2 separate regions of the Homo sapiens genome follow, and region 2 is linked to region 1. A link is a contact called in ENCODE Hi-C data. All regions are on one chromosome and are shown on one strand. The core of a region is the stretch at or near the end of the contact, and the rest is flanking DNA. Distances in the headings are between cores, read along the strand shown.

The links. Hi-C counts contacts between places; a loop is a spot of excess contacts on that map. Pooled maps may share reads with other maps.
Region 2: a loop to region 1 is called in a pooled map, with 7 times the contacts of the local background. The contact joins the promoter of XRCC2 here to the promoter of AGAP3 in region 1. A Hi-C loop is called at or near these places in 3 of 37 single-sample maps with no recorded cell type and 6 of 50 pooled maps.

Annotation. Positions count from the first base shown.
Region 1 is chr7:151,084,618-151,088,001 of GRCh38, forward strand. AGAP3 (ArfGAP with GTPase domain, ankyrin repeat and PH domain 3) reads left to right here and starts at 1,858. Exons shown (of 18, transcript NM_031946.7): 1 at 1,858-2,455. The coding sequence starts at 2,125. RefSeq lists silencers at 1,578-1,827, 1,878-1,967, 2,334-2,403, 2,764-3,033 and an enhancer at 3,254-3,384.
Region 2 is chr7:152,674,283-152,677,666 of GRCh38, forward strand. It overlaps XRCC2 (X-ray repair cross complementing 2), which reads right to left and starts at 1,859. Exons shown (of 3, transcript NM_005431.2): 1 at 1,759-1,859. The coding sequence starts at 1,797. RefSeq lists silencers at 1,246-1,335, 1,636-2,105 and an enhancer at 1,336-2,180.

The DNA.
Region 1 (3,384 bases), core at 608-3,107:
CACTGAGTTCGAGACCAGCCTGGCCAACATGGTAAAACCCTGTCTCTACAAAAAAAAATACAAAAATTAGCTGGGCGTGGTGGCGGGCGCCTGTAATCCCAGCTACTCGGGAGGCTGAGGCAGGAGAATCATTTGAATGCGGGAGGTGGAGGTTGCAGTGAGCTGAGATCGAGTCACTGCACTCCAGCCTGGGTGACAGAGTGAGACTCCGTCTCAAAAAAAATTACACACACACACACACACACACACACACACACACACACACACACTATATCCCAGGCATTGTGCAAGATACTGGGAATAAAATGGTGAATCAGACCCTCTTCCTGCCCTCATGTGGCTCCATATACTAGTAGAAGAGCTAGACGTGTGAACAGCCCAACAGTGCTATAACACGTGTGTGCTAGTTGCTGGGGCAACACATTTGAGGAGCTCTTTGCTCTTAGTGTCTCTCTTGGGAGGTATACCTGGTGCTACTTCCTGCTGTCAATTCTAATTAAGCACCTAAAAGAGATGTTGGATGTTACTTTTAGAATTATACAACATCAGAACTAGGTTTTATGTTCAACCACTATATTTCGCAGATGAAACCCAGAGAGGGCACAAGATATCCTTAAGCTTATGCAGGGAGATAGAAACACAGGTTCCTCAGGAGCTTAGGAGACCCTGTGTGTTGATTAGCTTGCACCAGGTGCTTTGGAAGGTACAAGGAACTCGGGAATAGTGACTGGGTTGGTTCTGGGGCTGAGTTGTGTGGGTAATCAAACAGTGGACAGCTTCATGCTGGGAAAAGATCCAGCTTGGCCAGGGAAGTGGAAGTGTGCGTAAGAAGGACGATGTGTGTCACTGATGCCCTAGGATATCTGGGGGTAGCAGATACCCTGCAACATCTCTGGCAGATTTATTGGCTGCGGCCTCTGCAAATGTCACCTCTTGTAGGTTTTAGGAAACGTGTGTGTGTTGGTGGGGGGGAGGGGGCTAACAGAACTGCAGCCCACTTTGGCAATGGGACTGCAGAGGAACTGGGACATTTCAGGGAGCTCCCTGGCCCTAGAGGGAGTGAAAGGACAGGATGGACAAGGGGTGAGGACAAGAAAAATTGAGAGCCACGTGGGCTTTGGTTGGTCTCTCCAATGGGATGAGTAGGGGAGAAAGGCATATACTATTTCATCCCTCCCTCTTCTTCCTCTATGTACCAATGGGGTCGGGTAGCATTTAGCTAATCTCCCAAGTCCGGCAGGGGGAGGGTCTTTTAGGAGAGCACTGCTGCAGCCGGCAGTGGAGAGCCTGGGCAGGGAGACAGGGAGAAAACTCCGGCAGCAGGGTGGTCTCTAGGGCTGACCTCGGAGCCTGGGGACAGGGGAGCCTATGCCGCACTGAAGGCGGGACGCTGTAAGCGAGGAGCAGCTGGGCCTGGGCGGACTCCTCGGCCAATCAGCCTCGGTCAGCAGCACCCTCAGGCGCAGGGCACTGTTTGGGCATTGCCTAGAGATCCGACACCCCGCCCAGATCAGCGCAGGGAGGCGAAAGCGACAGCCGGGCGCGGGAGGAGACCAGGGCAGCTGTCCCCTCCGCGAGGGTGGCCCTCGAGGCAATGCGGGTGGGGGCTGGTGAGGAGGCGGAAGGGCCGAGGCTGAGTGGGAGGGGCCGGGGCGCCAGGGCTGGAGCGCGCGGCTCGGGGGTGGAGGCTGCAGAGCCAGCGAGCGAGCGAGGGGCGGGGGCGCCCGGGCCGGCGCGCAGGAGGGGCGGGGGCGGCGGGGAGGGGGGCTCGGGCTGCGTGTGCCGGAGCCGGCGGGGGCGGCGGTGCGTGCGCATGACGCGGGGGGAGGGCCTGGGCCGCGCGCTCCCGGTCCCGTTGTTGTTGCCGCTGGAGGCTGCTCCGAGGCAGCGGGATCACGGCGCTGGGAAGCGCTCGGCAGCGGCGGCCACAGCGTGCGCGGCGGCGCCTCCTGGCCTCGGCCTCCGGCCCCCGGCCCCCGGCTCCATGCGCTAGCCCCGCGCCGCCAGCCCAGTAGTCCCGGCCCCGCCAGCCCCGCGCTCCCGCTCGCCGCTGCCGCCGCCGCCGCCGCCGCCGCCTCCGCCGCGCCGCCCCGGGCCCGCCTCGGGCCCCACGGCTCCGAAGCCATGAACTTCCAGGCGGGCGGGGGGCAGAGCCCGCAGCAGCAGCAGAGCCTGGCGGCTCCGGGGGGCGGCGGCGCTGCCGCGCAGCAGCTCGTCTGCGGCGGGCAGTTCGGCGGCGCGGGGCCCGGGGCCGGGGGCGGCGGCGGCCCCTCGCAGCAGCTGGCCGGCGGGCCCCCCCAGCAGTTCGCGCTCTCCAACTCCGCGGCCATCCGGGCCGAGATCCAGCGCTTCGAGTCCGTGCATCCCAATATCTACGCCATCTACGACCTGATCGAGCGCATCGAGGATTTGGCGCTGCAGAACCAGATCCGGGAGCACGTCATCTCCATCGAGGGTGAGCGGAGCCGGGGGCTGCGGGAGCCGGGGCGCAGTGGCCTCTCCGGCGCCGGCCGAGGGCTCCACAGGCCGTGCCTGGCCATGCTCTCCCTGTCGGGGGTCCTTGCGCGCTTGAGGACCAGGCCACGAGGTTTGCCGATCTGTGTTGCAGAACCGGCGGGCAGCTTCGCCATATCTCGTTCGGGGACACTTTGGGGTTGGGGGTTTTCTGCTGACTGTGTTCCAGGGCGCGAAGGTGGTGTCGCTTGGGGGGGCCGGGACCAGATCTGTCCAGGCCTGGCCGGGGAAGGTGGGCGCGGCAGAGGGCTTCAGCTGCGGGGAGGTGGGGTCGTGACCGGGGAGGCTTCTTAGCCGCTGCCCGGGCCCTGCTCCGCAGTGGGGCGGGGGATCGGAGCCTCGCGTTAGTGGATGGCAGCCTTCCCGGGCCCAGCGCCCGCAGGCCCGGAGGGTGGCGCTCGCCGCGGCGCCCTCTCCCGACGCACACCCCCTACGCCGCGGCGGCCAAGCGGGAGCGGGCCGGGCCTGGCGCTGGGCTGAGGCTCAGCGACCGCGTGGGAGGCGCCGGCAGGTCCATCCGCGCTTTGGCCGGGTCATGAGCCTGACGGGGATCCGCGGCTCCTCGGTCTGGAGGCAGCTGCTGGGCAGCCGGGTGCTGACCGACCGCCAGGGACACCGCACCCGGAGTCGGGGACCGGAAACCCCCGGCCACTGCGCTGCCTAGCGCTTTTTTCTCTGGGCCCTTAGGCCCTGGACTTTCGACCGCTGAGGGCACAGGAAGTGGTGGCACGCTGCTGGCAGATGCCTCGCAAGCCCTGGTGTGGTGGGTGCTGGAGGCACCCGCAGGCACCCCGGTGGCATGGTGACCTTCGAGCGGGCACGGACAGATGGGCCTCACCCTGGGCCATCTGCTTCCTCCCCCAGCTCTGT
Region 2 (3,384 bases), core at 609-3,108, 1.6 Mb after region 1:
ATCATCGGACCTTAACCTGGGTTTCAAATAATCATTTAAATATAAGGTTTTGGCCGGGCGCAGTGGCTCACACCTGTAATCCCAGCACTCTGGGAGGCTGAGGCGGATCACCTGAGGTCAGGAGTTCGAAACTAGCCTCGCCAACACGGCGAAACCCTGTCTCTACTAAAAATACAAAAGTTAGCTGGGTGTGGTGGCGTGTGCCTGTAATCCCAGCTACTTGGGAGGCTGAGGCAGGACAATCGCTTGAACCCGGGAGGCGGAAGTTGCAGTGAGCTGAGATGGCACCATTGCACTCCAGCCTGGGCAACAGAGCGAGAGTTCATCTCAAAAAAATATATATTTATATATAAAAAATATGTTTATATGTATTATATACTTTCTATATAATCTATATTATAAATATATTTTTAAATATATATTTATATAATATATTTTTAAATATATATTATATATAAATATATTTTTAAATATATATTATATATAAATATATTTTTAAATATATATATATCTATGGTTTATAACTGTAGCCGTTCTTATACTAAGCAGTGGTTCTACTCTTTAGGAACAGGGATTATCAAACTATGGCCAGCAGGCTAAATCCAAAAAACAAAGCTTTATTGGAACGCTGCCATGTGCCTTTATTTATCTATGACTGCCTTCCCATTAGAACAGCAGAGTTGAGTGGCTGTGACAGAAACGGCATGGCCTGCAAAGCCTAAATATTTACCACATGGCCCTCCACAAAAATGTTTGCTGACTCTTTTGAGATTGCTTCCTCTCTCATCTGCATAAAAGATCCTTCATACCCTGCCCACTGCTCAGCGCTTACTTCCCAACCTATTGTCCCTCACTCCCTTTGTTCCAATTTTACAGAAATACTTGCAGTTATCTAAATTAGCCATGCTCTTGCTTAATTCAGAATCCATGTACTCCCGACTGTCTCCGCTCTGAATGTCATCCTCTCCTTGCCAAACCATTTCAAATGGTCCTTGAAACTTCAGTCATCTCCTCCTGCATCTTCCATGATGCCCGCCCCTCTAATGGACAACAAACTTTTGTGCAATACTGTAATTCTTACAGCAGCCTCCCTTACTAGTTCTTTAATGGCAGAAGTTATGTCTTTTGTTGCTTACTCCTATCCCTTAACACGTAGTTGACACACAGTAAGTGCTGGACACTTGGTTCAATTCTTGAGGGGCATCCACCGGCTTGTGTGGCTCTGGAGCTACCTGGGCTGGAAACGAATACTAGGGGGTGGCGAGGGCCAGCTGCCCTAAGCAGAGACACGTGGGCTACAGGGAGGTGAGGCAACCTCCGCAAACACCACCTGTTCCAGAAAAGCTCCAAATGCTCCAACGGGCGACCCCTCCCCTTTTCTAGCTTTTCTTGCATAGCTTGACATTTCCAACGGTAGTTAATTTGTGAGGGGTTTTTAGACCATAACTCTTGGGAGGAGAGACCTCGTATGTTATATCGATCTGGGCAGGCAGCAAGTCTTCCAAAGAAAGACTTCCTCCACCTCCGCCCGGTCCTCCCACCTCGGAGGACTCCAGGCTGCCCAGGGGCGGACCCCTGGGGCCCAGGTGAGAGGTGGCAGAGGGTGCCAGCATCGCGGGCGTCTAGGCCGAGAGGCCGGTCCCAGCCCGGCCAGGCCGCGCCGCCCCAAGCCTCCCAATCCCCCGGGTTCCCTCGGCTCCCCTCGCCCACCGGCGGCCTTGTTCCCATCTCCCTCACTCCCAACCCGGCGGCTCTCACCTCGGTCCCAGACTCAGCCCTATGGAAGGCACTACACATCGCCCCGAAGGCTCGGCGCAGGAGAGACTCAACTTTCCCGCCACCAACGCCATTCACCAACTGCGCAGACTCTACGGCCAGTCAAACCCGCCCACCCGCGCGCGTGCGCACTGCGCCAGGCCGCGGCCGGGGAGGCGGGAGCATGCGCAATAGGGTGTGCGGGCCTCCCCGCCCCGCCCCCAGTTCCTGTGACGTCAGACTTCCGCGTCCCCCGCGGCGCTCTCCCGCGTCCCCTTGGAGATCGCTCCGGGGTGGCGGGGACAGCTGGTGCTTTTCTTGTCTGTTGTAAACTTTGGTTCGTTATTATTATATTAGGTAAAGCTGGTCTTATGTATTAATTTGTTTAACCATTAAAAATAATTGTATTGCACAAGCAGGCCCCTTTGTCCGTTCTCGGGTTAAAAGCCTCTGGCTGTGTGTGCGATTCATGGTTAATTCTGGAAAAAAAGAGAAAAGTATACTGTATTTAAAAGAATTTTTAAAATATACCGAGCCTGTGGATTTATCAAGTTGCTTTTTGAGGTAGGCAGGAGGATCACTGGAAGTCGGGAGTTCGAGACCAGCCTGGCCAAAATGGTGAAACCCCGTCTACAGTAAAAATACAAAAATTAGCCAGGTGTGGTGGCGCATGCCTGTAATCCCAGCTACTCAGGGAGGCTGAGGCAGGAGAATCGCTTGAACCAGGGAGGCAGAGGTTGCAGTGAGCCGAGATCGCGCCATCACACCTGAGCGGCAGAGCGAGACTCTGTCTCAAAAAAAAAAAAAGACAAAAATTTGGATATAGTAGCATTGGCCATTATTATCAAGATGACAAAATGTTTTCTGGAATGAAAAAGTTTCATGCAAAGATATACTTTTCACCCACCTAGTTTAGTTTTCAAAAACGCTAGGAAAGAGCATATACCAATGAAGTATTTCTCATGGGTAATATTAAAGTTGCTCATTTTGTAAATTGGAATGGTTTTGGTTCCAAGTCACAGAAAACCCAACTCTTACGTCCTGAAACAAATGGGCTTTACCGGGTGACATCACTAGAAGTCCAAAGGTAAGACAGGCTTCAAGGTTAGTTTAATTGAGAGGCTTGATGAGGCAAACAAGTACCTCATTTCTTTTTACCTCAGATTCATGTTTTCTACCTTGGCCTCTTCTCTACGTAGGGCTGCGGGCCCGTATCTGAAACATTAACAACCATCAGGAATGAGGTTGGTCTGGTTAGCTTAGGCCTGAATCGTGTGCCCCACTTACTTTTCTTTTTTTCTTTTTTTTTTTTTTTTTGGAGACGGAGTCTCATTGCACTCTCGCCCAGGCTGGAGTGCAGTGGTACCATCTCGGCTCACTGCAACCTCTGCCTCCCGGGTTCAAGTGATTCTTCTGCCTCAGCCTCCCAAGTATCTGGGACTACAGGCACGTGCCACCACGCCAGGCTAATTTTTGTATTTTTAGTAGAGATGGGGTTTCACCATATTGGCCAGGCTGATCTCGAACTCCTGACCTTGTGATCTGCCTGCCTCGGCCTCCCAAAGTGCTGGGATTACAGGCGTGAGCCACCGCGCCTGGCCCTGTGTGCCCCACTTCTATCCGGAGTAG